7 separate regions of the Homo sapiens genome follow, and regions 1, 3, 4, 5, 6 and 7 are each linked to region 2. A link is a loop called in an ENCODE intact Hi-C map of the cell type or tissue named here. Cell type or tissue: heart left ventricle. All regions are shown on one strand. Region 1 has its middle 16 kb from the start of CRIPT. Region 2 has its middle 10 kb from the start of MCFD2-AS1. Region 3 overlaps PRKCE (protein kinase C epsilon). Region 4 overlaps PRKCE (protein kinase C epsilon). Region 5 overlaps LOC105374584 (a long non-coding RNA gene). Region 6 overlaps ATP6V1E2 (ATPase H+ transporting V1 subunit E2). Region 7 has its middle 4.4 kb from the start of LINC01820.

What was found. Peaks named below come from ENCODE experiments on the same cell type or tissue, not always from the same donor. Only the 100,000 strongest peaks of a DNase experiment are listed, where the experiment ranks them.
Region 1: it touches region 2 in a loop (10-fold over the local background); 78 of 110 quality-filtered maps call a loop at or near these places.
Region 3: a loop joins it to region 2, with 3 times the contacts of the local background. A loop is called at or near these places in 18 of 110 quality-filtered maps.
Region 4: it touches region 2 in a loop (4-fold over the local background); 34 of 110 quality-filtered maps call a loop at or near these places.
Region 5: it touches region 2 in a loop (4-fold over the local background); 102 of 110 quality-filtered maps call a loop at or near these places.
Region 6: it touches region 2 in a loop (4-fold over the local background); 15 of 110 quality-filtered maps call a loop at or near these places.
Region 7: a loop joins it to region 2, with 2.3 times the contacts of the local background. A loop is called at or near these places in 2 of 110 quality-filtered maps.

What each region holds. Positions count from the first base shown.
Region 1 is chr2:46,631,020-46,635,019 of GRCh38, forward strand. No RefSeq gene overlaps it. Among named protein-coding and RNA genes, the nearest start is that of CRIPT, 16 kb to the left of the region's middle. In heart left ventricle, a CTCF peak has its summit at 1,511 (motif pointing right); no DNase peak of the experiment used is centred here.
Region 2 is chr2:46,887,324-46,891,323 of GRCh38, forward strand. No RefSeq gene overlaps it. Among named protein-coding and RNA genes, the nearest start is that of MCFD2-AS1, 10 kb to the right of the region's middle. RefSeq lists a silencer at 2,981-3,165. In heart left ventricle, a CTCF peak has its summit at 1,898 (motif pointing left); no DNase peak of the experiment used is centred here; H3K27ac peaks cover 703 bases.
Region 3 is chr2:46,008,892-46,012,891 of GRCh38, forward strand. PRKCE (protein kinase C epsilon) reads left to right here. Exons shown (of 15, transcript NM_005400.3): 10 at 1,453-1,626. Among named protein-coding and RNA genes, the nearest start is that of EPAS1, 290 kb to the right of the region's middle. In heart left ventricle, a CTCF peak has its summit at 2,146 (motif pointing right); no DNase peak of the experiment used is centred here.
Region 4 is chr2:46,002,840-46,006,839 of GRCh38, forward strand. It overlaps PRKCE (protein kinase C epsilon), which reads left to right. Exons shown (of 15, transcript NM_005400.3): 8 at 1,703-1,799. It also overlaps the pseudogene RPL26P15. Among named protein-coding and RNA genes, the nearest start is that of EPAS1, 290 kb to the right of the region's middle. In heart left ventricle, no CTCF peak of the experiment used is centred here; no DNase peak of the experiment used is centred here.
Region 5 is chr2:46,649,190-46,653,189 of GRCh38, forward strand. LOC105374584 (a long non-coding RNA gene) reads left to right here. Exons shown (of 2, transcript XR_940058.3): 2 at 1-4,000. Among named protein-coding and RNA genes, the nearest start is that of CRIPT, 34 kb to the left of the region's middle. In heart left ventricle, CTCF peaks have their summits at 1,538 (motif pointing left) and 1,740; no DNase peak of the experiment used is centred here.
Region 6 is chr2:46,532,641-46,536,640 of GRCh38, forward strand. It overlaps ATP6V1E2 (ATPase H+ transporting V1 subunit E2), which reads right to left. Exons shown (of 5, transcript NM_001318063.2): 3 at 3,971-4,000; 4 at 3,173-3,287. Among named protein-coding and RNA genes, the nearest start is that of RHOQ, 7.8 kb to the right of the region's middle. In heart left ventricle, no CTCF peak of the experiment used is centred here; no DNase peak of the experiment used is centred here.
Region 7 is chr2:46,387,736-46,391,735 of GRCh38, forward strand. No RefSeq gene overlaps it. Among named protein-coding and RNA genes, the nearest start is that of LINC01820, 4.4 kb to the right of the region's middle. In heart left ventricle, a CTCF peak has its summit at 1,885; DNase peaks (open chromatin) are centred at 1,308 and 1,800; H3K27ac peaks cover 1,861 bases.

The sequences.
Region 1 (4,000 bases), 260 kb before region 2:
TCTCCAAAGAGCCTTAGTTTCTTTTAGTGGAGAATGGTTTTTAGAAACCATGATCTGAGCCTCCTGGGTTGTCATTGCTTTTAGGCCCCTTTGACAGAAAGAGCTAGGAAACATGTATTAGAAATCACAAGTTTTCCTGATATCTCCAGTTCCAGTCCAACCGCTACAGGGTTCTTCCTTGCCTTTTCCTATTCCTTACTTTTATCTTCTTCCACAGTCAAAACCCTGGCACTCAGCATTATCAGTGTATTTGTTCATTCACAAAACTGTGAATGTTTAAAGTGTTAGGTATGTATGCCTTTTGTAATTAAAAATAATTTTAAGTTTAAAAAAAAAAACTCTGGGTAAGCCCACAGGAGTATTACACATGTGAATGTCGTTCATTAATATGTTATTATAGAAAACAGCTTGGGAATTTCTGCGCGTGTACTGCTTCCTAGATAAATTAGGCAAATGAGCAAATGGTGCCACTTTTTCAATTCAGACAGCATTTATTGGACTTCTACATTGTTCTCATCTCTAGCCAGACTGCTGTTATTGGTTCCACAGTTTTTGCTCATAAGCAAGAACTTGATACAGAACCCATCAAATTAAGGCCGGGTGCAGTGGCTCATGCCTGTAATCCCAGCATTTTGGGAGGCTGAGGTGGGTGGATCACCTGGGGTCAGGAGTTCAAGACCAGCCTGGCTAACATGGTGAAACCCCATCTCTACTAAAAATACAAAATTAGCTGGGTGTGGTGGCGCACACCTGTAATCTCACCTATCAGGAGACTGAGGCAGGAGAATCGCTTGAACCCGGGAGGTGGAGGTTGCAATGAGCCCAGATAGCACCACTGCACTCCAGCCTGGGCAATAGAGTGAGACTTTGTCTCAAAGAAAACAAAACAAAAACATCAAATTAATGTGGAAGTGTAAAAATAAGATTGACAACAGGAACAAGGAAAATATTTTGAAAGAATAGTAACTAAAGGGAGAAAAGCCAACTGTAGTGGCTTACACCTGTAATCCCAGCACTTTGGGAGGCTGAGGCGAGAGGATCATTTGAGCCCAAGAGTTGAAGACCAGTCTGGGCAAGATGGTGAGACCCCATCTCTACAGAAAATTTAAAAATTAGCTGGGTACAGTGGCATGCGCCTGTTGTCCCAGCTATTCTGAAGGTTGAGATGGGAGGAGTTCCCTTGAGCCTAGGAATTCAAGGTGGCAGTAAGCTGTGATCATGCCATTCCACTCCAGCCTGGGTGACAAAGTGAGACCCCTTCTCTTTAGAAAAAAAAAAGAAGAAGAAGAAGAAGGAGACCAATTCAAAAGCAATGATTTTAGCAAAAAAAAAGAAAGAAAAAAAAAAGAAACTAGACTAAGGCACTGGGAGAATGGAAGTCAAGGGACAGATTTGAAAGACCTAATAATTAAAGATTTGACAGGACTCAGTTACTAAATGTGGGAGGAATGAGAAGGCCTTGCCTGAATCATTGGGTCTCATTTAGATTGGTAATAGTAGGTCTCTCCACCAGATGGCAATGATGCTCTTTTCTTAGTTTTTAATTTGCCATGCTAAGAGATTTACAATTACAGCAATTTAAAGATCAGATAGATAGACAAGTTTCTAACAACTGCCAGAGAAACTTGCTAAACAACAGTAAAAAGCCTGAAAAAATAGGTATATAAACACACTTGTGCATATACATATGGAAATATATATATAATTTTAAAACATGAGTATGATTAAACTATCAAGAGGTAATGATTATCTTCTGAGGCTAGAAAAAAGGGCAAGTACAAATTCAAAAAAAGTACTAATGCTTGCCCTAGGAATATCCGCCATTCCCTCAGGGTCTAAAGCCTATGCTTTAAAGGGTATCGTATGCGTGGAAGACAGAGCCCAGGACTTGAGCAAGTTGAGGAGGTTAGATCAGAGATATGTGCCCAAAGCATGGAGCCCTGAAAAGCAGCAGTTTCAGTGTGTTTACTAGAATATCCCCTCGCATATGATGAGAAAGACAGTGGGAATACTTTTGTATCGTGGCCTTAGCCCCAGGAACAGTGGGAAAGAAAAAAATTGGAAACCTCTCCAAAAACTTAGGCACAAAGATCCAATGATAGAAAATATGACAAACAGGCCAGGCATGGTGTTTCATGCCAGTAATCCTAGCACTTTAGGAAGCCTAAGCAGGAGGATTGTTTCATCCCAGGAGTTCAAGACCAGCCTGGGCAACATGAGACCCTGTCTCTGCAAAAAAAAATTTTTTAATTAGCCAGATGTAGTGGTGTGCACCTGTAGTCCCAGCTACTCAGGAGGCTAAGATGAGAGGATTGCTTGAGCTCAAGATGTTGAGGCTGCAGTGAGCCATGGTCACACTACAGCACTCCAGCCTGGGCAACAGAGTAAGACCCTGCCTCAAAAAAAAAAAAAGCCAAGCGCAGTGGCTCTTGCCTATGGTGGCACACACCTGTAGTTCCAGCTACTTGGGCGGCTGAGGTGGGAGGATCACTTGTGCCCAGGAGGTGGAGGTTGCAGTGAGCCATGATCACACCACTGCACTGCAGCCTGGGCAACAGAGTCAGACTCTGTCTCAAAAAATAGATATATTGAGTTAAGATAGCTCATAACAGTCTCTTTGTGATCTTTGTTGCATCTATATTTGAAAAAATAGAAGAAATGGATAGTTTCCTTAAAAAAACAATAATTGAAACACCAGAATGACGTGATTTTATAGGCAAGTTATACCAAAATTCTAATAACAGCTAATTCCAAACTTGCACAACTTTTTCAAACAATGAAAAAATGAGAATACTTAAAAGGCTAATTACCAAAACCAAGCAAGTATTATAAAGAAAGGAAAATGACAGGCCGGGCGCAGTGGCTCATGCCTGTAATCCCAGCATTTTGGGAGGCCAAGGCAGGTGGATCACCTGAGATCAGGAGTTCGAGACCAGCCTGGCCAACAAGGCAAAACTCCATCTCTACTAAAAATATAAAATTTAGCCAGATGTGGTGGCACGCGCCTGTAATCCCAGCTACTTGGGAGGCTGAGGCAGGAGAATTGCTTGAACTCGGTAGCGGAGGTTGCAGTGAGCCGAGATTGCACCACTTAACTCCAGCCTTGGCGGAAGAGTGAAATTTCGTCTCAAAAAAAAAAAACAAAATGACAGGTAATTATCACTCATGAGCAAAGACATTAGAAAAAAAATATGAAATAGAAATTGAGACATGAACAATAGAAGGAAAAGGTCTGATATATACCCAAAGTTCCAGAAGAACTTATTCTCTCTACGTTTATATATATTTAAAATTTTTCTTTTTCTGTTTTGAGATGGAATCTCGCTCTGTCACACAGGCTGGAGTGCAGTGGTGCGATCTCGGCTCACTGCAACCTCTGCCTCGCGGGTTCAAGCTATTCTCCTGCCTCAGCCTCCCAAGTAGCTGGGACTACAGGCGCCTGCCACCATGCCCAGCTAATCTTTGTATTTTTAGTAGAGACGGGGTTTCACCATATTGGCCAGGCTGGTCTTGAACTCCTGACCTTGTGATCCACCCTTCTCGGCCTCCCAAAGTGTTGGGATTACAGGCATGAGCCACCATGCCCGGCCTAAAATTTTTCGTAACACACCTGCTCTACCACATGTCAAAGCATATTTTAAAGCTGAAATATTGAGACGATATTCAACACAAAAACAGACCAGGAGTAGATAACTACATATATGTAAAAGTGATATATGACAGGTAGTATTGTAGATCACTGGGGAAATTCATCAGTAAATTCAAACTGGATTCCTATCTCTTAACCATATGTGCACACACACACAAAAATCAAACCCAGGACTTAGATGTAAAAGACAAAACCTTTAGAGAACAAATATGAATGAGGTTCCATGTTTCAAAAGTAATTTAACTTTTTTGTGGTTTTCAACTTTGTTTTTGCTTCCTCTTCATTCACTTGAAAAACCAACTTCCTTCAGTAATATTCATTCAACGTCATTTTTGATGAGATTAATATTTG
Region 2 (4,000 bases):
TCTGTAGCTGTCCCCTGTACTGGAATTCTGATTGGGTTCCTATGGGCTGAATCATGGTGGTAAGCTGATCGCTCTGTCTCTGTCATTAAACTCTCTTTATGCTTATGCTGCTTTTCACCAAATCTAAGATTCTACTGATTGTAAGTCACATCATTACTTTTTTTTTACCATCAAGAAATAAAAACTGTTGTCAAAGATGTTAAACTATGAAAAAGTACATCTAAGAATCATGAAATATGTTATCAGTGGGTGTATATACACTCCTTTATCTCCCAGTTTTACAATAGCACAGTAAATATTCTATTCTTTGAAGCCTGAGGTTGGGTCTTACTCATCTTAATTTATGTCCTCAGAGATCCAGCAGGCTTGGTTGAATGAATACATGCCTAGCAACATATCAAAATAGACAACTTATTAATTAGTCATCAATAAATGCCCCAGGTTTTGCACCAAGCACTTTCTATTTAATTTCCATAACAACCCAATGAAGTAGGTGCCAGACTTTCTCCACTTTACAGAAAAGGTAACTGGGGCTTGGAGAGGCCATGTAACTGGTAAGAACCCTGCCTGGGACTTGAATCCCAAGTCTGAAGCTCCTGATACCATTCACAATATGGAGAGATCCTTGAGGATATTGAAATGTTTTCACCAGGCCGGGTGCAGTGGCTCCTGCCTGTAATTTTGGCACTTTGGGAAGCCAAGACAGGTGGATCGCTTGAGCCTAGGAGTTCTGGGCAACACAGTGAAACCCCGTCTCTAGAAAAAATACAAAATTTAGCCAGGCATGGAAGCATGTGCCTGTAGTCCCAGCTACTTGAGAGGCTGAGGTGGAAGGATCACCTGAGCCCAGGAGGTCGAGGCTGCAGTGATCTGAGACCACTGCACTCCAGCTTGGGTGTCAGAGTGAGACCCTGTCTCAAAAAAAAAAAAAGTTCACAACATAGAATGGTACAGCACTACTATCTTAGTCTGTTTCTCAAGGCTTGACAATAAATAAACCTGTTTGATTTCTCTTTGGTGCTTGTGTTGCAAGAGGATGGATAACATTTTACAAAGCAAAGTTACCTTATTTTCTCACCTCCTTTGGACTTTTAGCTTTCTCAGACTTTTTGAAGAGGAATGGTAGCAGGAGAGTTTTCTCAGCTTTGGTAACTTCTGGAGGACTTGCTGAAATTAAAACTTAAGGATTCATGTTCCCATGGAAGCCCCAGGGAGCAAAGCAGTCAGCGCCCTCCCTCTCTCTCCCTCGGGGTCTGGCCCTTTCAATCTACCCGGTTGTCCAAATTCAGATTGTGTGCCATTGAATCCCACGTCGCTCATCTGCTCATCCCCACACTCACTGCCGCCCCTGGGGTGGCCGTCTCCGCTGGTTAGCCATCCTCATGAAAGGGTGGGGAAAATGCCTTTTCCCGTCTGCTCAGCTGCTACCAGTTTGGAATTTTTCAGGAGGTATTTGTATTGGTGCAAGAAAGCACAGTGGCAAGGGAGCTGACAGGGCGTGGATTCCCTCTCCGAGGTCTAGGTGCAAACTGCTTTGGACACTTCAGGGTTTACAGGGTCCACAGCACCACCATCACCTCTCCCTTGTCTGACCATCACTTATGTTTGGGGAAAGGCTAATAATTCCTTTCCCCAAAGCAGGTAAGTCTGAGCGTTTTGATTCTTTTCACATTCTTATTCATTTTCGAGTGATTTTGGGGTGTGTGTGTGTGTGTGTGTGTGTGTGTGTGTGTGTTGTGGAGTTTTTCTGGTGGCCATTTTATACAGGGAGAGGTGAAGAGGAGTCATTCCTGGCATTTGCAGGAATGAAAGAGAAGTGACACGTAAAAACCCTGGATGGGATACTAAGGCCTGGAAAAGGACATTCTGTGGGACACTGCCGCCATCTAGAGGTTCATCTGTAAATGACAAATGTATTAAGAGAACTAAGGGGTTCAATGATTGTCAGGATTGACAATAAAAATTTCGGCACAGTGAAACCCCGTCTCTACCAAAAATGCAAAAAAATTAGCCGGGCGTGGTGGCAGGCGCCTGTAGTCCCAGCTACTCGGGAGGCTGAGGCAGGAGAATGGTGTGAACCCGGAAGGCGGAGCTTGCAGTGAGCCGAGATTGCGCCACTGCACTCCAGCCTGGGCGACAGAGCCATCACTATTTTGAAATTACAGAGATTGAGCCCAACACAGTGGCTCACTCCTGTAATCCCAGCACTTTGGGAGGCTGAAACAAGCGGATCACTTGAGGCCAGGAGTTTGAGACCAGCGTGGCCAACATGGTGAAACCCCATCTCTACTAAAAATACAAAAATTAGCCAGGTGTGGTGGCACACAACTGTAATCCCAGCTATTTGGGAAGCTGAGGCATGAGAATAGCTTGAACCCAGGAGGCACAGGTTGCTATGAGCCGAGATCCCTCACTGCACTCCAGCCTGGGGGACAGAGTAAGACTCTGTCTCGAAAAAAAAAAAAAAGAAAAAAAGAAATGACAAGAGATTGGTAGACCTGCTACTAGATCTTACTATGCTAATTAGGAAGCACATATATTCTGACAAAGGCTTATAAAAAGAAAAATAATAAGCACATATGTTACTAAATCACTCATTTTTAAATATTTTGATGCTTACATTTCAATATGATTAATTTCTTCGAAATCCTTTGTTTTTTATTTTATGCATTTGAAAACATTGTTCTGTAAGGGGGTCCACACACACAAAAGGTAAAGGATCGCTGCTCTGGAGTCTCAGAGAAGGGACAGGTGACCATGGCTGGACAAGGCAGAGAGGGCTTCCCAGATGAGAAAAGACACAGGACTTTGCACTTTATTAAAAGAGAGCCCCAGGAGCTCTCTTTTAATAAAGAGAGCGGTGGCTCATGCCTATAATCCTGGCACTTTGGCAGGCCGAGGCAGGTGGATCACCTGAGGTTAGGAGTTCAAGACCAGCGTGGCCAAACATGGGAAACTCCGTCTCTACTAAAAATACAAAAAAAAAAAAAAAAAATAGCCGGGCATGGTGGCAGGCGCCTGTAATCCCAGCGACTCAGGAGGCTGAGGCATGAGAATCACTTGAACCTGGGAGGCAGAGGTTGCATTGAGCCGAGATTGCCCCACTGCACTTCAGCCTGGGCGACAGGATAAGCCTCCGTCTCAAGGGAAAAAAAAATTAGCTGGGTGTGTTGGTGGGCATCTGTAATCCCAGCTACCCTGGAGGCTGAGGCAGGAGAACTGCCTTGAACTTAGGAGGCGGAGGTTGCAAGCTTGTAGTAAGCGGAGACTGCGCCACTGCACTCCAGCCTGGGCGACAGAGCAAGGCCCTGTCTCAAAAAATAAAAAATAAAAAAAGACAGCCCCAGGGCAATTTCAATACAGGCCTTCTCTGAGGAAGCAGAGCCAGGCCTTTAATCAAAGTGTAAAAATAGAAAGGTTTCTGTGACTTCTCCTATGTCCAACCTAGAAAGTGGTCTCTTTGGCAAGAATCTGAGAAGGTACTTCATACTAAAGGATAAATGACTAGAAACTTTCATTTCAGGAGGATTTTCATTTAACAAGACTCAGAGCATTTATTTATTTATTTATTATTTTATTTTATTTGTTATTCAGACTAGGTCTTGCTCTGTCCTCCAGGCTGGAGTGCAGTGGTGTGATCACAGTTCAAGGCATCCTCAACTTCCCAGGCTCAAGTGATCCTTCTGCCTCAGCCTCCCAAATAGCTGGGACCACAGGCATATACCACCATGCCTGGCTAATTTTTTATTTTTTGTAGAGACAAGATCTCACTATGTTGCTCAGACTGGTCTCAAACTCTTGAGCTCAAGCAATCCATCTGCCTTGGCCTCCCAAAGTGCTGGAATTACAAGCATGAGCCACCACACCTGGCCTATTTATTTTTTCCCCTGACTCAAAACATTCATGAACACAAAGGACTGGCCCTCTGTGGGGGGCGTTTGGTTGTATGGCAAACTGCCTGATGCTCTGGGCAAGGTCAGCCTCCCCTTGAATCATACTG
Region 3 (4,000 bases), 880 kb before region 2:
AAAATCACAGCCAAAGTTTGAGCCAGTTTTAAAGAGTCTGTAAAATACGCGGGCGACAAAAAGTCTTCAGGTTAACATCATGAATTCCCTCATTAAGTTTCTGATGGCTGCTTTTTAGCTTTGATGACTTACATTGGAATACTGTACTTAGGAGTTACTTATTTAAGAAGAGAAAGGCTTGTGACGTTTGTAGGTAAATGAGTGCAAAAATATCAAATGATAGGAACACTTTAAGAACATAGAACTGTTAATTAGCTCTCTTGAAAAGGAATCACGTTTCCAGCTTCAGAGTTATAAAAGAAACCATAAAGGCAAACAAGGACAGATTCAACTACATAAAGATACATGATTCTTTTCAATAGAATAAAATAACAGAAAATTATAAAACAGGCTTAGAAAACCTTTTACAGAAAGTAAAGGGTTAGTATCTTTATATATCACATGTGTATAAATTTGTAAGAAATTAATATGATAGCAGCATAATTAGACAAAGGAGACGTGAATAATTTACACGAAAAGAAATACAGTCAGAAAACAGTTAATTTTAAAGTTTCATTTTAAGTAAAAATAGCATCAAGGTAACATTTCACACCTATTAAGTGAGCAAAAATACTTTTTAAGTGAAACTACTCAGTATTGGTAAGTCACCATGAAACTCCAACACTTCTACATTGCTAGTGGCACATTGTATCACACATCCTTTCTGAAAATAGGAAATGTGCAAAATGCTTCACCCTTTAATCTACTTATGAGGGTTTCCATCTTACAAATGTAATCCAAGAGAAATTGTTTTAATTGTGTACAAAAATACTCAATGCAACTTATATAATACTTAATGATTAGATATAACTGAAGTGCCTAATTTGAGGGAAATGGTTAAATAAATTATATTTACTTGAATTGAGTATAAGCAACCGTGATAATAATGGAGACCATATGGAGAATGTCTGTAAGATAATGTTCAGTTAAAAATAGTTACATTATTTTACTGTACTGTAACTGTAAAAATAGTTGGTGTACTGTAATTGTAAGTATGACAAACACATATAAACATATGAATAACCATTCAACAGATGTGCATTGAACTTCTCTTTTCTATGCCTGGGCATTGTGCCAGAGATCAAAAATAAATAAATTGTAGTAACTATTAGAATGTAGTAACTGTAGAACGGTAGTAATTGTAGAATAGGAAGTTTTCTTAAACATTATGTATACATCTTGAGAGGGGGTCTTGCTATGTTGCCCATGCTGATCTGTAACTCCTGGGCTCAAATGATCCTTCTACCTCAGCCTCCCAAGTATCTTGGGTGCATGCCACCACACCAGGCTTGTTATAATATTTAAAATTAAAGAAAAAACAGAATTCGTTTTTGAAGTATTTGGTATTAGCTTACACTTCTTCTTTTTATTCCATACATGCATAGATTGATGGAGGCAATTGATTGATTGCAGGTCATGTTGGCAGAACTCAAGGGCAAAGATGAAGTATATGCTGTGAAGGTCTTAAAGAAGGACGTCATCCTTCAGGATGATGACGTGGACTGCACAATGACAGAGAAGAGGATTTTGGCTCTGGCACGGAAACACCCGTACCTTACCCAACTCTACTGCTGCTTCCAGACCAAGGTATGTTAGGAAGAAGCTGGCTGGCTGCCATGTTGGGGCATCTTGACTATCAGATAAAATACCAATTTTAGACCCTCTACATTGTTCTCTCAAAGACTTTGTAAAGTGGGATGGGTTTTACCCTTGAAAAGATCAGGATGTATTTGAACAGCATCTTCTTTTTTAGGGCACAGGATTTTCCATTCAAGGTTGTGCTTGTGAAGGGATGAGAGAGCTGTAGAATTCTTTGCAGCCAGAGTTGGACAAAGCCAAATGGCTAAACTCACTGTTTGCTCATTGGAAAAACCAACAAGTGTGGTTAGTCCTTGCTCTGCTCCTAACTTTCTATCACTAATCAAATCACTTAACTTCTAAGTTATTTTCATGTCATATGAAAAAGAGTAAAGGCCACCTTAATCTCTTCTAATCTGTGTAATGTCATCTGAAATAAAGGATGTGAACAAATGCTTAAAATTTCATAGTGAAACACAAATATAAGGCAGCATTTTTAATTTACCGCATAGGTGTCTGGGAACCAGAAGGTGGCAGTAAAGAAACAAAGATAATCCATAACTCCATGGTAGAGTCTGACTCGAGTATTATTAACTAATTTGTTACCTGTTTTTAGTAAAGAAACAGCAATGTTCTTCATGAAGCTCTAATTTTGTTATCCTTTTTGAGGGGTTGGGAGGAGTTAAAGTCTTTTAGGATCATTATGGATGTTTGTAGTATTTTGCTTCTTGAGAAGGCAAAGACAGACATCACCTGAAACTCCTAGCTGTGGCTTATGTGGAACCCAGACCCTGAGGGTGACATCATGGAGAGGTGATACCTTGCTTCTGGGTGTATTCTCATCTCCATGTCATTTTGAATGCCAGTTTTTCCACTTAAAATTCAATAGTTATTCATTGAGTCATTTGGCAAACTTTTCTTTTATTATATTTCATTATATCCTTCCCGTGTATCTGATGCCATGCCAGGTGCTGGAGATACAGTGGTGAACTAGACTAGTCCCTGACCTCATGGAGTTTACATTATCTTTGGTACACCGTTTCCCAGAGAGGATTTCTCAGAACCCCAATCACTTGAGCAGCTGTAAGAAGAAAGGACTCTGTGACCCATAGTTGGAGTCACTGCAAACGTAACCTCTCTTAGTCTCAACACACGTATGTTTATTAGCATCCTTGAGGAGACCTGCAATGAAAACAAAATTACCTTTGTTTAATCTACTTTTCCGAACTTATTTGATCCCAGGGTCCCCCATCTCTCTCTTACACACACATACACATGCACCCACACACACACAATGCCCATTCCATACTGAGGAACCCTGATCCAGTGGAATTTTTCCTATCCTTCTGATCTCTCAGGAGAATAAGAAATATCGTCTGAAAATCTGGAAATCATTCTGCTTATCTTTCAAGATGGACACATATTTCTTTGTCTACGAAACTTTCCTCAGAGACCACTATTTAATAGGAATCTATCCCTTTTTCTGCACAAGTATAAGAATTACTAACTCTTCTCATTTTTCATGTGTGTTGTGTAATGCCTAATATTTATGGGTTTGTGTGTGTACAGAATCCTGAATAATAGAGACTCAGTGATGGAGTTAACTTTCTTCTTTTTTCCACTAGAGCATAATTTTAGATTCATGAGAAATGTATCATATTTTGTATTTTCCATGGTGCCTATCACAGGGCCTCACACTTGACAGGTACCCACGGACAGAATCAAAGACTTGGAAGATTTTTTCAAAGTCACCTTATCTTTCTTTATCTCTCTCTCTTTTCCTTTCTTTTCTTTTCCTTTTTTTTTTTCTTTTCTTTCCTTTTGGTACCAGTGAGAAAATTGGGTTTCAGAGAAGTAAAACTATTTTGCTCATAGGCACTCCATCTTGGCAGAGTCAGACCTGGCATCTCATCTAGTCTCAGGGACTCCCAAGGTAGTGGGGCCTTGCTCTGATTCACATTGCTAGTTTCTTGTGCCTGATCCAGCACAGGGTCCCTTCTGTTGGAGGAACCCTCCCACTTCCCCCTGTCCCCAGCAGGTAGCCCTCCCTCTCACTATCTGAGGTGGCTTTCCAGGCAGGGAGCCACTCTGGCAAGTTTTCTTTACACCATTATCAAGAAGCCCAACATCCTAGGAGGGGTCCAGTTTAGTTGTGAGGGCTCTATGGAGCCCCTGTACGTGGTGGATCATGGGAAGCCACGTTGAAGGTCAGCTTGGTGAATGAGTGAGGGAGTGGGAATGGATGTCTTCAATGTCAGCAGTGTTCTCCTTTGTGCGTTGTAGAATAACAAGGCTAAGGATTCCTCATCATATGGCAGCTTTTGGAGCACAAAATGGTGTTGAATAACACCAGGGATTTCTTTTATGGCAGAACAGTGATCAA
Region 4 (4,000 bases), 880 kb before region 2:
GAGAGAACCCTTTTCAGGAGACATGGTTTTTATTCTTGTCTAGAAGTAAATTAAGACAGAATCTTTGTCATGAAACATTTGAAAGAAAACTCAGTACCTGCTGTCTTTGCGCTATATTTACATGGGTTGTCATGCCAGCTGTGAGACATTGTCTGCCTTGTCTTGGATTTGGAAGAACCAACAGGTAAGAAGCCAACATGGAGAAATTCAAGAAGGGGCAGGGTGGAAGGCTGAGGGACTGTAGTCCTGATATTTTTATTGCTGGGATGCTTCTGATGCCAAAATTGGGAAAAACCAAGTTGTAACTCAAGTCACTATGAGAGGTTGGGAGAGGAGTGCCCTTGGTCTGAAGCTCAAAGGCTTCTTTGCAGGAATATCAGACTTTCTGGTGTTTTGGTAGCCCTCGTGTTGCCCCTTGCAACTAGTCCATCATCCAGAAAGGATGTGTGTGCACAGCAGGTAGACCAAGAGTTAGTACTAAAAGGGAGCAGAAGTGTTTGTGATCTTTGAGTCTAAACCACTGATGTTAATGGAGACTCAAAGTGGATATGCCAGCATCTATGCGAAGGAACAAACCTCACTGGAGGTGTTCTATTAAAATTTACCAACAAATATCAATATATCTGAAAATATTTATTGAGCATCTATTATGTTTCTTACTTTGTGTAAGTCACTAGGGGCAATAAAAGTGCCGGACAGAGTCTTACCTTTAAGTATCCTATAGTCTACTTAAGTGGAGAACACCTCACAATATACACATAAAGATACTAACTATAAAAAGCTGAATAAGATATAAATAAGTGCCAAACAGGTGTTAGAGACAAGTGTCACATTGCTTTGCATGAGATAACTTGCATTGCTTGGATAGGTGGAGGGGGACGTTATGGAAGACATGGGGTGAGCTTTGCTTAGAAAGGTCAATTGTATTTGGATAGAATTAAAAGTGAACAAACTGAAGTCTCTTGTTTTCTTCCCTTAAATTGGCAAATGAAACCTTGAGTCTGTGCTTTCAGAATATCAATTCAGCAAGTAACACTGGGTATTAGGAACACTCTCTTTTTTTTTTATTTTAGCAGTTTTTAATGAAAGTTATATGTAAGATTTATTCCTGAATCCTCTCAATTGTTTTTTCCTTGCATTTGCCCTTCTCTTTTCCTACTTGGTGAGATGTGGCTTTCCGTTCAAAGATCTCTTTGCAGTCTTTGTCCAGCTTTAGCCTGGTGATAACCACCTTGCTGGGGTAGATACCCACGTGGATAGTTGAACATTAGCCTTTTCCTGCTGTACCCGTCCAATGTAGATGATGTATTTCTTCCTGTAAACCTGGACTACTTTTCCAGCTTGCTAACCTTTATGGTGTCCTCGCACAACCCGAACTACTTCATCCTTTTGGATGGGGTTGGATCAAACATTGTACCTCTGTCTCAGCTCTTTGGAATGAGGGGAAGACATCATCCTTCTGTGAATGTAGGGAAGGTGCACTGAAATTCCTTTTGTGGTTCTTGCTCTGGTCAGACGTCACAGAGGGATCGAACTTCATTTTGGCTACTTTGGCGATGGCTGCAAGAGGACAGAGATCTACTGAATTCCTGCTGCTCTGGGAACTCTCATGGCTCTTATACGGCATCTTGATGCTTTTGACATCAGAAAACTCTCAACCCTCCCTTCTGATGCCTCTGTCCCTGCTTTCTCTCCTCTCTAGCTCATTGCTGGTGCCGAGTCCCCGCAGCCTGCTTCTGGAAGCTCACCATCTGAGGAAGATCGATCCAAGTCAGCACCCACCTCCCCTTGTGACCAGGGTGAGACCCTCAGATTTGCTTCCTGACCTCTGAGTTCTGCCATTGGATGGACCAAGGAGCTCTGAGGCCTCTTTAACCAAGAGTGAGCTTGTTAGCTGAAATAGCTAGCAGCCCTGGTGGGTTTTCACACACCCGTTGCCTGTTGATTTAACAGTTCTTTCATTCTCCAAGACCTTCTTGAGGGCTGGGCACTCCATGGCCATATCTGCCTTAATTTCCTTCCAGGCCAGGGTAAGAGGAGAGCGAGTGTATGATGTTATGGTTATCTGTTTTCCCTTGCCTCTGTCCCTGGTTCCAAGTGTACTGCAGAGAGAAGGGTACAGCTCCCTCTCTTAAAGCTCTTGCCTGGCCCTAGACCTGTCAACACCACTCCCTTGAGTTGAGTTTGACACTCCCTCCCCCATCATCATACCCAAAACCTGAGATCAGCTTGAGTTTGGGGCTGGGTGAGGGAGGATGTCTTCTATCCTGGCCTTTGGGTGGGTGAGGATAGAAAGATGAAGCTAGAGGAGAGACTGAGAAAAGAAGTGGGAAGGAGGCCAGTCCTAGGCCTGTTTCCCCTCTACAGCTCCAGATATCTCCTTCTGTCCGACTGTGCTTCAGACAATAAGTTCTGCAGACATAATTTGCACAATAATAATTCTGCAGCCATCCGAGAATGATGAGGCTGAGGAGGGACTTACACTTGCAAAACCTCCTGCTCTCGTGACCATTATCAGATATGCCTGGTAAGGGACATATGCATCTGCAGAAGAGGAATAACCATCACAGCCTGACAATGGTGCCTTGGTTTTTCTATATCCCTTTTTGTATTCATTATCCTAATTTTATGCCCATACCCACTCTATGTTGGTGCTTCATTACTGTCCCCCAGGTTAGTGAGTGGGAAGTGGGAGGTCAGAGTGTGGAAAAGTTCTGTCCCAAGGTTTGGAGATAAGTCAGTGGTAAGGGCAAGACTGTACCCATGCTGGCTGAGGGACACACTCTCAGAAACCCTGCCATCAAACCTTCCTTGGAGGTCACCACCATGACCCAGACCTTCTTACCCAGGAGTAAATAAAAGAGCTTCGGGGGTCATGCACCAGCCCTGAGGCCACAGAATAATTGGTCTCAGTCCCTCTTCGTGCTACTCCAATTAACTTTCTGTGTCTTTATACTCTACCTCATTCCAAATGAGATTTGAAGCATTCATAAGTAGCCTGATGTACTCTGGGGCTGCAGAACTTGTAGCTATTTTCCCAGACCAGTTTGGGGGTTTTCACGTGTTCCTTTCTGAGGCTGAGATCCCCTTTGGGAGCTTCAGGGAGACAGGGTCATATAGAAAAGAGACCCCAGGTAAGAGTTCAGAGACCAGGGTTTGTAGGCCTGGCTCCTGCCCTGCATGCTCTCTGGCTCTGAGCTCTGCCATTGGATGGATACAGTGGCAGGATACAGCGGCCCCAGGGCCTCTGTTCATCCCACTTGACACAGACGCCAGGATTTCCCAGTAGTGATGTTAGCACAGATGTCCCTCTGAGCGACATTATTACAGAACAGAAATAAGACATAGTTTCTTTTTCTTCCCTTGTAAAGACACATAGAAAAACCTTTTCTTCAAGCTTTGCTGTCCCCAAACAACTATGTTTTGCCTTCCAAAATTCATTTAATAACTGAGGCTTTTAGCTCTATTGTGAGATTAAAAGTTATTTAGTCAAGCTAAGTGATAGGTGGATAACTGCTGAACTGGCAAGGGGAGTGTCTGCAGACTCAGCAGCTTTCCCCGTCTTCACCCTCCCCAACACGTCTCAGAGGAGCCAAACTCCAGATCTAGGAAAGATCTCCGGATTCCTTGAGTAAGCCCTTATGGGACTCTGTCCTTCTGAAAAGAAGCTGAAGATCTCTTTCTGTCACTCATGCCTAATTCTCATTCCCAAGGGTTAATAGGCTATGTTCCCCTTCCATAATCCAAGTTATTCACAAGCATCATTTAAAATCGGATTTTGCTCAAGATGCCCATTTCCACACAGAAGAGTGCGTGTCTTGATGAATGAGTTGCTAACAGTAAAGCTTCTTCAAATAGAAAAGGTCAGAGGATCATCCAGCATTATCTCCCCCAGGTAATTCAGGTCATAAGCTCTAGAGCGGGGCACAAGACTGTCTCGTAGTTGAGAAATTGTACTGAGAAATTCCCGCCCCATTGGAGATAAGTTTGCAACATGTCA
Region 5 (4,000 bases), 240 kb before region 2:
ATTTTCTCTATCAGAATTATTACAAATTCCACATGACAACAACTTCCACTGATTCAAAATGATGTATGGGGGGACAGTGTGGGGAGGTGGGGAATGACCTGAGGAAACGTGATCTAGTATTGTGGTTCCATAGTCTAGCATACATAGATTAGCAATCTGCAAAGAATTAGACTGTACCCGAATTGTAGTGAGCATAACGTAAACTTCCTTTAGTCACTCAAAAAAATATATCTTTGGTTTTTTAAAGTCTAGTTTCTTGAACAATAATTCCTGTTGCATAAATACATGAAAAGGTGCTTCGGATAACAGCTTTTCTTCCAGTTAAGAAATCACCAGGCCACAGAAGATTTAGCTATTAGGATTTTCCATAGATTCTTGGAGTGAAGAATGGCAGAAGCTTAAGAGTATTTAGTACATTCTTCTAAAAGCAAAACAAAATGCCAAATTAAAACTAAACAGTGAAATTAGAGTGTTCGTTCACTTTAAAGAGATATGAATACAAACACTGGATCCTCAACAGTCTTTAAACATTGCAGATCACCTGGATATCTTGTTAAAATGCAGATTCTGGTTCAGGAGGTCAGGGAAGAGACCCAAGATTCTGCATTGCTAACAAGCTGTCGGGTGGTGTCAATGCCGCTTGTCCTTGGTCTATACCTTGAGTAGAAAGGGACTAGTTAACTTGCTGTCTCCTTGAATGTGTTTTCTGTGAGGGTCAGCCCTGACCACCCCAGTCACAGGAATCTTTCTGGCCTCCGGATTCCTAGTGCTCATATTGTATATATCGTCCACAAGGTACTTAGGTACTGTTGTATATTGGTATGTCCCATATGTGCATGTCTTCTGTCCCCAACCAGATTGTAAGCCCATCTGTGTTTGCTCAGCCCTGTGTGTGCAACAGAGGTGCTGAATGAAGACCTATCGATGATTGATTGATACGTTAAAGATTATTTCCTCCTTCCTCAGAATGCTACACTTCGCTCATCAATGGAGCTCAAGATGTAAAAGTCTGGTTTAAGAGACATTGAATCTATTCTGCCTTTTATTATCCCTTTCTTATAAGTTGACTTTTAAGAAATCAATGACTGTGTGGAGAGTTCTAACTGGGTACGTAATAAAATAACCAACTGTGGGGGTGGGCAGGGGGCCCTATCGCACCAGGAAGCTTGTTTATTGGTTGCATTAGACCACTAAAGTGGAAGCACTGAGATATTCTGGAAAGAACACAGCTTGGGGGCCAACAGATCTGGGTTCAGAGCCTTACTGCATCACCTACAAGTTGTGTCTCTTTAGAAAATTTACTTAAAATTACTGGGAATTTATTTCATCATCTGTACAATGGGCTACTTTTTTCTGTGATTGTTGTAAGAATTGTAATAACTGTTAAATTGCCTAGCATGGTGCTCAGTACAAGATGTTACACTCTCGGCGGAATCACTTCCAAGTCAAATTGGAAATTGACTGTTAGCCACCCATCACTCTGGTTTGAGAAAGCTGGTGGGATAGTTTACATGCATGGCATTAGCGCCATCTAGTGGTGTGTTACTGCCTACGCTTCCTTACGGAATTCTCTCTTCCAGTACCTTTGAATGGCCACTTAATTTATTCATTTTATTCAACAAGCATTTATTGAATGCCTACTGTGTGCCAGACACTGATTTGGCAGCTGAAGCTACAACAGTGAACAAGATAGATCATGGTCCCTGCCTTTAGGGAGTTTGTGGTCAGGTGGGAAGATAGAAATAAAATAATTACTGAAATAAAATTTGAATTCAACTTATGAAAAGCACTATGAAAGAGTACAGTAGCCTGTGAGTTTATAATAAGGCTTCCCTAGGGAAGTGACATTAAAGGTAAGAAGCATAGAATCCAGTCAGGAGACCACATCAGGCAGGTAACAGCTGCCCAGCGGCACCTCCCTGGACACATTTACCCCATCAGGATCAGGAACCTGCCAGTCTGTCAGGAGCTCCCATCTTGAACTGAGGCCTGTTTCATCAATCATCTAATGTCTATCACATCCCACTCTGTGCAAGTCACTTTACGTACGCCACTGCGGACTTTCTCATGTTATCCTTTTACAGGCGATGTGCAATGAGGTTAAGTAACTTATACAAGGACATAAAACGGCATGTCAGAGTCAAGATTCACACCAGATCTTTCTGCTCACAGCGCCCATGCTCTTTCCTCTACTGAAGCTGTCTCCCAGATGCCAAGCCCAGATCTCTTTATTCTGCATTATGCTGCTTGCCTTGACAGAAAGGAAACCATTAGAAGTGCTTGGGGAGAACGAAAATGCAGAGGGAGGGCGGGAAAATTAAATAACAGCCCAGTGGGTCATGTGTGAAGGGCAGAGAGGAAACTGCTGACTTGGCTAGTTATGTTCTTCTGGTGTGATTTTAGGAAAGTAAACCCAAGAGATCCCTTTCATCAGGAAAGAGAGTATCCCTAATAATGTTGCTTATACTCTTGTGGTTTAAAATGTGTTGCAGCTGCTGCTAAATTGAAATGATTTGGGGGATCATTTGGAGAAGAGAGGTTATCCTCTGGAAATCTATAGGAAGTTGCAAGGATTAATAACCACTAAGGAGCAGAACATTGCTGGGTCAGAAAATAGCTGCAGGACTTAGAGGTTTTCTGCAACACAGGACTTTCAGCTTCAAAACTGGGACATTCTCATGGCAAACTATGGCGATTGGTCACCTGGCAGTGAGCCAGACTGGGAGGATCTGATGTACCCATGGAAGTTAGGCCGAAACACTTATTGAAATCTGGGGTCAATTTGAGGCCTTGGCCACAGACCAATGCAGAAAAGGTGGGCAAAGCGTGGTACAACGAGTACCTTGGTACTCAGTCCCTAGATTACCAACCTAGAGCACCTGCTGTAGGCCTTGCATGCAGAATTAGTTGGCCCCAGTTCTGAGGGAGGGCTCAGGCAGAGGACAAGAATGATCACAGAATCAGGCCACTCTGTGCTTCAGCTTCCTTATCTGCAAAATTGGATAAATAGCAGCACTTTGTGCCTAAAACTGCATGTGAGATCTGTTAGTTAATATGTGTAAAGTGCTCAGAATGGTGCCTGGTCCATATGAATATAGGAAGTATCACCATGGAATTCTCAGGAAGAGAAACAGGTGTGTGGCCCTGGCTGGATCATGTCTATGATAGCTCAGTTTTCCATCTGTAAAATGAAAATCAAAGTCCCTGCCAAAGCTTTCAGAAGAAACAGAACAAGACACAGTCAACAAGGAAAGAAGTCACAGATAGTAGGTAGGAACTTGTGCTCTGAAATCAAACCCCCTGGATTACATCCAGCTCTGCCTCTTAGATGTTCATTTATTTATCTGCCATACCCCAGCCACCACCGCAAGACCCAAGAAACCAGGGTTGAAATGCCAGGCACCAAAGCTGCTGCAGCCATCATCCAAACCCTCCACACAGACCAGTCACTGGCCCCAGTCACTGGCCCAAGGCAGGGTGGAGCATCCAGACAAGGTGGGGAATGGAATTTGCCCAATAATGGATGCCAATGATTTGAGGAAGACAGCAGCCAAGGGAGAAATGGAAATGCAAACCAGGTACAAACACCAATGGGCCCGGCGCTGTCCTGAGCACTTTATGCATTAGTTCATCTAGTTCTCCTGGCAGTCTTATGAAGTAGGCACTGTTATTCACCCCATTTTACAGATGAAGAGACTGGGGCGCACAGTGGCTATAACTTGCTCAACTCACAGAGCGAGCCAGAACTCTGGGCAAGTTTGTTGACATTTCTAGTCCCTAGTTCCTCTCAAAAGAATGAGGGTAATAAGTTATGACATCTCCTCATAGATTTGTTATGCAGATTAGATGGGATAGTCTATACACAGCACTTAGCAAAGGATCAGAAACATTTTAAGCACTCATACTTAAACCCAAAGTCACTCACTAGGTAATTGGCGTGATAAGATACATGGGCTATAATTACCAAAAATATAGCTGGTAATTTAAGAAAATGGCCAAA
Region 6 (4,000 bases), 350 kb before region 2:
TGTTTGTTTTAACCCCCTTTTCCCTTCTACCATGTGAGGTCATAGTGTTTGTTCCTTTCCCTCTGGAGCATGCAGCAACAAAATGCCATCTTGGAAGCAGAGCGTGAGCCCTCACCAGATGCCAAATCTGCTGATTCCTTGATCTTAGACTTCCCAGCCTCTAGAACTAAGAGAAATGAACTTTTATTATTTATGAATGACCCAGTCTATGGTAGATTGCTATGACAGCAGGAAGAGACTAAGACAACCTTCAGATAACACTATATCATTTAATGCGCAATGTAAGGATTTTATAAGAATATAGTTCTATTTCTGTTTTTCTATCCCTTTTGTTATTATTGTTATAGGTTCTATTTCTACATGTTATAAACCATGTAATATACTGCTATTAGTTTTGCCTTAGATGGTCAATTGTGTTTTTTATTTTTTTAATTATATATATATATCTAACATTATATATCTAACATTATATTATATATCTAATGTTATATTATATACCTAACATATTATATATCTAACATTATATATAATGTTATATCATATATAGTGTGTGCATGTATGTGTAGATAGATAGATAGATAGATAGATAGATAGATAGATAGATAGATAGATAGAATGGTTTGGGGTTTTTTTGTTTTGTTTTGTTTTTTTGAGACATGGTCTGGCTCTATCACTCAGACTGGAGTGCAGTGGCATGATCTCAGCTCATGCAGCCTTGAACTCCTGGGCTCAAGTGATCTTTCCACCTCAGCCACCTGAGTAGCTGGGACTATAGGAGTGTGCCACCACACCCAACTATATTTTTGTATTTTTTGTAGAGATGGGGTTTTGCCATGTTGCCTAGGCTGGTCTTAAACTCTCCAGCTCAAGCAATATACCTGCCTCAGCCTCCAAAAGTTCTGGGATTACAGGTGTGAGCCACCATACCCGGCCAAGGTCAATTATGTTTTAAAGGAATTTTGTAACAGAGAAAGAAATGTCTCATATTTACCCATATATTTACCATTTCTGGTGCTCTTCATTTCTTTGTGTAGGTCAGTGGTTTCATGTGGTACCATGTTTTTTCTGCCTCGGGAACTTTATTTTGTATTTCTTGTATTGAAGATCTTCTGGTTTAAAAAAAACTTTAAGCCTTTTGTTGTCTGACAAACATTTATTTTACCTTCAATTTTACAGAATATTTCTGGTGGATATAGAATTCTAGATTGACAGTGCTTTCTTTTTCTTTTATCACTTTAAAGACGCGATTTCATTAAGTTCTAGTTTGCATTATTTCTGAAGAGAAGTCTGCAATTATATCTGTCTTTGTTCCCTGTATAAAATGTGTCTTTTTTTCTCTTTCTGCTTTTAATTTTTTTCTACTTATTACTGGTTTTCAGTGATTTAATTACAAAGTGCCTCGCTTGATATGGTTTGCTTTGTTTTTCTCCTACTTTGGATTTGTTGAGCTTCTTGGCGCTATACGTTTACAATTTTCATGAAATTTGGGACTTGTTTTTGGCCTTCAAATCATCACCGTTAATCCTTTTCGAGGACTCCAGTTTTTAATATCATCTTAAGGTGACTGAGGCTCTGTGTTTCTGTGTTTCTTTTGTTTCCTTTCTCTCTGCTTTAATTGGGACAGTTTCTATTGCTATGTCTTCAGTGTCACAGATATTTCATTCCACAATGTCTAACCTACTGTTAAGTTCAGCCACTGAATTATTCATTACAGGTGTTGTATTTTTTAGCTCCAGAAGTTCCATTTGGTTATTTTCTATATCTTCCAGTTTTTTCTTCACTATGTTCATGTTTTCCTTTAAATCCTTGTTTTATTTTAATTTTTTAAGTCCTTGTCTGCTAACGTTATTATCTCTGTCATTTTGGGGTTTGTTTCTATTAAATGATTTTTCTCCTGATTTTGGGTTCTATTTGCCTACTTATTTGCATATCTAGTATTTTTAACATTCTGAATTTAATGTTGTTAAATGTCTGTATTTTGTTGTTTTAAAAATGGTAAAATTTGTTTTGGCTGGCAGTTACGGTAGTAGCGGATGAACTTCCTCTTTTTGAGGCTGCTTTCTAAACCTTGTTGGAGGAAGTCTAGAGTTACCTCACTTTTCGGCTTAGTTAGCCCTTCTCCTAATGCCTTACCCTTTTGGGATTTCTACTGAATTCCCTGGACAGTCAGCAAGGTTTCTTCACATTGGCGAGTTGAAACTCAAACATTGCCCAGTGAGCCCTGGGAACCAATCAGCTCACAGCTCCGCAGTAGTTCTTTGCATCGCACTGTGAAGTTTCACCTTATGCATGTGCAGCTTAGTATTCAGCAACAGATTCACAGGGATTCCAGGAGCCTGTTTTGCTGTTATATTCTCTCCTTTCTGATACTCTGCCTTGAAAAGTCTGCTCAACTATCTCCTCAACTCAGCAAGACCACTATGCTCTGCTTGGGTTCCCCCTCATTGTGCTGCAATTTAGACAGCATTTTTCAGCAGAAAGTTAGAGTGATAGGGTTTGCCCCATTTGTTCCCTACTTTCAGGAATCACGGTGCTGTGCTACATGCTGTTCAATGTCTGAAAAGAGAGGTTTCATATATTCTGTTCAATTTTAAAGTTGCTCACATTAGAAAGGTACAGCCAATACCAGTTATTTGGGTATGGTAGAGGTGGAAATCTCTACTCCCTCTACATGAAGCACATTAATAAAGTGATCTGCTTCTCCAGTCTCTTCTCAGGAGCCTGGGTTGCAAGCAACAGAAGCTGTTTGTGGCTGATTAAACAGAAAGAAATCTTAAAAGGATCACAGGCAGGTCACAGGATTTAGAAAGGCTAGAGAAGCTGCTCAAGATAGAAACAGTGTCCGACACATGACTCAGGAACTAATTTGATGAGAAAACCACTTTCAATACCATTGCTTTCACCAAACCCTAGACAACTCATGTGTACAGTTGTCACTTCTGAACCAGGAACTCAATTATACCACAACCAACACCACTGCCTGCCCTGATGTGCCACTTCCTGGGTCAGGAACTGAACTGTGTACCCACCACTAAAGCTGCAGCCTCCAGAGACAATGTGCCCTGTATTTAACTCTGGCTACACTAGCTTTTAAGTCTGACAAGGAAAGCAAGAGTCTGTAATTTCAGCTTCTATAAGGAAGGGATATTCTTTTCTTCCCACCAAGGCTCACCATGTAGAAGATTCTTCAAACCCAAAATGTGGTTCTGATGTCCAGTGGCCAAAACATCCACTATGGAAGAACAACTCTGTGTGAGTCTTGGGATGGTTTTCTGGCACTCTTGGTTCTGAAACATAAAATAAAATCATTAATTTCATTTTTGGAGGAGGGATCTGTGATCTAGCCTCCTTTGGAGCCTATGAGAGGAGACCACTCCTAAATCATATGAGTATTCCATACCAGCAACCTCTAAGGAAATGTCCTTTCCTATAGTTCAGCAATGGGTGGTGATGCCATCAGTCACAATGACTAGTCTCCTGACCTTAGGTTGCAGCAGAAAACAGTTAGAAATGAAAATGGCAAAACATTAAGAGCGCTTGAGCCGAAGTTCTCAGAGGCTGGGCCATTCTTCTGAGTTTCTGGTATGTAATCAACTAGAAAAAGAGATCTATGTACATTCTAACTGGGAATGAAAACCAGGCAAACCAATCCTACTGGATTTATTTATCAGCGTGATCATTAGGAACCAGTGACCTTTAAGAAATTGCTGTGGTGTTTAACTCATTGCAGTGTACCTACACTGGAGTGCAAAGAGAAGAGGGTGCCAATGGGAGGTTTTAGTGGCAGGGAGAAAAATAGGGATAGGGGTAGGTAGGGCATGTGGCAGGATGCTGCAGGGAAGGCCAACAGGCACCCTGGGGAGTGAAGAGGCTGCAGTGTGAGGATTCTGGGCATTGTGGTGGGAAGAAGCATAACATAACAGCAGGGCAGCACCAGTGTTAAAGAATGCCCATCATTTTATCTCCTTACCAGTGACTTCTAAGAAGATGGTTCACAGAG
Region 7 (4,000 bases), 500 kb before region 2:
CAGATTGGAGTTTCTGGGCTCTGCCAGGTTCCTACCCACCTTTGCCTGCCATCTTGGACTTCCTGAAAACATCACCTGTTCTTTTCTGAAGCTTTTCTGTGACTGACACATCTCAGCCCATCCTTCAGGAGCAGAGTTGCCTCTAAGCACTGGCTAATTCAGGATCCAGGCCTGGAAAGGTGCTATCCATCCCAGCCCCCTAACAACTGCAGGGTCCCATGGGGTCCACAGTGCTGTCCTTGGGCCATGATTATACCCTCCTGCTCCTGGGGGTGCTGGGCAGCTCAAAGCTCCTCTTGCTTCCAAGTCCAGCGAGCAAGCCAGAGCAAGCCAGGAACACAACGAAGCCATTGTTCCTGATGGGTCAGAGGAGCTCAGCCTCCAAGCACAAGACACAAGACCCACACAAGCCATCACTGCTTCATGTTTTGCCTCAAGCAATCCAGTGAAGACTGACTTAAATGCTCCCGATTTTGTATTTTCAAAATGTAGGTGACTCAGGAGTAGGTACATGCCTGTGTGACCAGATGTGCAAGGACCAAGGTAGGGGCCCGAGCAGAATCAGCAATCGTTCAGCCATTGGGGGTCCTCCTGATGCTAGATATATTCCCCTCTAGGCAAGCAAACCCTGGTGGGCTGTGACAACATCTCAGCACTTGTCTTGGTTGGCTGGCTTATGGATGAGGAATCTCTCTGGGAGAGGGACTCTGACCCAAGGCTGGAACCTCAGAAGGCCCTACCTAGTAGAGAAGGGCCAACCCTGCCCCTTCTGATCATGCAGGGCAAAACTGATCCCATTCCGCAGCATGGGCTTTGATGCCCATGTTCAGATGGGGGTGGAGAGTGAATGAACTGTTTTTTTTCTGGAGATCACGGAAATGCAGATTCATTTCTTTTACAACATGCAAGATTCAACCACTTAACATCCTTCCTCTCCTGGATCCCGCACAAAAGAGACTGCTTTTTTGTGAAAAAGAAACTTTTACCAGGAGGCCTGCAGAAGAACAGTCAGGTTAACCCGGCTCTTCCTTCCCTGAGGTAGTGGCCCTGGGTAAGACAGCACAGGATGTTATCTCAGATGCTGAGAGGGGCTGAGAAACAATGTCGCCCAACCCCATCACTTCTTTTTTTCAACCTCCTCATTTTAGAGATGAGGAAACTGATGCCCAGGAAAACAAAGCGACTTGCCTACAGTCACACAGGGAGTTAGTGGCAGGGTGGGGGCCAGAGCCCAGGCCAGCATCATGGGAACTGGGGCTGAACTCACGTAAGTGAAAGGGCTGTGTTCTCTGCCCCAGAGGTCACCGCTCACTGTCTCAGCCAGCACTGGGCCTCCCACATGGCCCTTCCCAAATCTTCCTTCCAGCCTCCTGCTCCTCACTTCCCTCCGGCACTCTCAGTTCTTCCAAAAATGATCCTGTCACCCCCATTTCTTCCAAACATTCCTCTGAGCTCAGCGACCCCTGTGGGAACTGCTTGGCCTCTCTGTGACCTCAAATGAAGTCTAAATCAATTCTTTCACTACTAGACTGAACTTTTCTTGGTCCCCCAGGACCCAGGAGAAAAGGATTTTGAAGTACTTCCCCAGCCCCACCTAATACACAGTGTTTAAAAATGATACTTCTTCGGCAATCATGATCCTTCCTTCTAGAAGCTTCCCAGCTAGTAGGGGAACCAAACAAAGCCCGCCTGGATGACTGAGACCCTGTCTGAGATGGTGTGGGATGATGGAGGCCCATGGCCCAGTTTTCCCAGCCAGTCCAAGCATTAGATCACGTGCTTCCGCGTCCCCGCGGGTGCAGCTGTACTTGGGCCAAGGGTCCCATCGCGGGTTCAGAAAGCATGATAACTATTGATGCAAATGAGCCCTTGGTTGTTTTAGGGTGGACTTCAACTCCTGCAAATGTCCAGAGGAGGCCAGCAGAGATCAGCCTGGGTCTTAGGAGTGAAGAATCTCCCACCAGAGCTGGGATGGAAGAGGATTAGACAGGCAGCGGGAAAAGAGGTCATTCCAGGAGAAGTGGACCAGGGAGACAAAGGCCTGAGGCCAGAATGAGCAATACATGCAAGAGGCCCTGGGGGGCAGGCAGGACGGGAGCTGGGAAGGAGGGGGCGGCCGGGCAGCCTGGCAACTCACAACACAGACCTAGAGTCAGACGGACCTAGGTTCAAATCCCAGCCCTGCTGCTTCCTGCTGTGTAACCTCAAGGAAGCCCCTTAAACATCTGATAGCCTAAGTCTGCTGTTCTGTAGAATGGTGGTGACAGCAGTCCCTACCTCATAGGGTTTAAAGCTGGAGATACAAATTTGGGTATGTGCAGTAGGTAAATTGTACTTAACTCCATGAGCTGGGATGAAATATGCCTCTGAGATAGAAGTGCAAAGAACAGAGGTCGGGAGACAGAACCTAGGCCACTGGTAGAAGCCAGACTGAGCAGGAGCACCCAAGGAGCAGAAAGAAATCCAGGGGTATAGTATCTCAAAAGCCAAGTGATAAGGGTGCTGCGGGAAGTAGGGCATAGTGAACTGCATTACACACACACTAGACTGAAAGGTAAGGGAAGGGGAAAAAAATTGACTCGGATTTGCCAACATGGAGCTCACCATCAACCTTAACAAGAGCAGGTTTGGTGGGGAGCTAAGGACAGCAGATTGGAGTAGACTGAGGAATGAGCTGGCTGGAGTGGGGAAACAGAGACCGTAGCAATATACAACTCGTTTGGGAAGGTTCCCTGTGCAGGAAAGCAGGGAAATGGAGTGGAGCAAGAGGATGACATGGGTCAGGGGAGTGTGTGGGAGTGTATATGTGTGTGTGTGTGTATGTGTGTGTGTGTGTGGTTTCATATTTAATCGACTTTTATCTTAGAATAGTTTTAGGTTTACAGAAAGGCTGTGAGACCATTATAAGAGTTCCCTGCACTCAGTTTCCTCTATTATTTTATTTTATTTTTAGAATAGAGACGGGGTTTCCCTATGTTGCCCAGGCTGGTCTCAAACTCGTGGGCTCAAGTGATCCTCCTGCCTCGGCCTCCCAAAGCGGTAGGAATATAGACGTGAGCCACCGTGCCTGGCCTCCTCTATTGTTAACATTACTATGGTACATAAGTCACAATTAATGAACCAGTATTGGTACCTTATTATCTAAAGCCTGTACTTTATTCCAGTTTTTAGTGTTACTTAATATCTTTCTTTTTCTGTTCTAAGGTCCTATTCAGGATACCACATTACATTTACTTGTCACGTCTCCTTAGGCTTCTCTTAGGTTTTCCCCACTTTTGACGGCCTTGACAATTCTGAGGAGTGCTAGTTAAGTATTTTGTAGAACATCCTTCCATTTGGATTTGTCTGGTGTTTTTCTGGTTGGACAGAGGTTGTGGGTTTTGGAAAGGAAGACCAAAGAGGTACAGTGCCATTATCACCTCCTCACATCACAGCAAGGGTACATTCCGCCGTCATGACTCGTTGCCTTGATCACCTGGCTGAGGTGTTTTGTCAGGTCTCTCCACTGTAAAGTTACTGGTTTTGGGGAGCCAGGAGGGACATCATTTTTGAAGATGAGCTACATTAGGAAACGTATATACGGTGATGGCAGAAAGTTGATGAAGACAGGAAAGGGGGGGATAATTGCAGAAGTAAAATGATTGAAAAGGTGGGATGGGCACGGATGGAATCCACTGCACCATCGAGGGGCTGGCTTCAGACAGAAGCATGGACAGTTCATCGTTTTAAAAGGGGGAAGGCAGAGAAGAGAGTAAAGCCTTAGTCCGTCAGGTGGAATTGGTGGTGGGAGGATAATAAGCAATCTCTAGTCTGATCGCTATTTCCCCAGTGATATATGAGGCTGTCAGAGGTTTGAAGAGATACAAGTATGAAATAGTCACTAGAAGGTCAGACTGATCGATGATCAGTATCAGAAGCTCAGGTGAGATTTATGGTCATGAACTGGCCCATGGCACAATTGTGTTTTCTTCTAGCCACACTGTTCTACTCTAATGGAGAC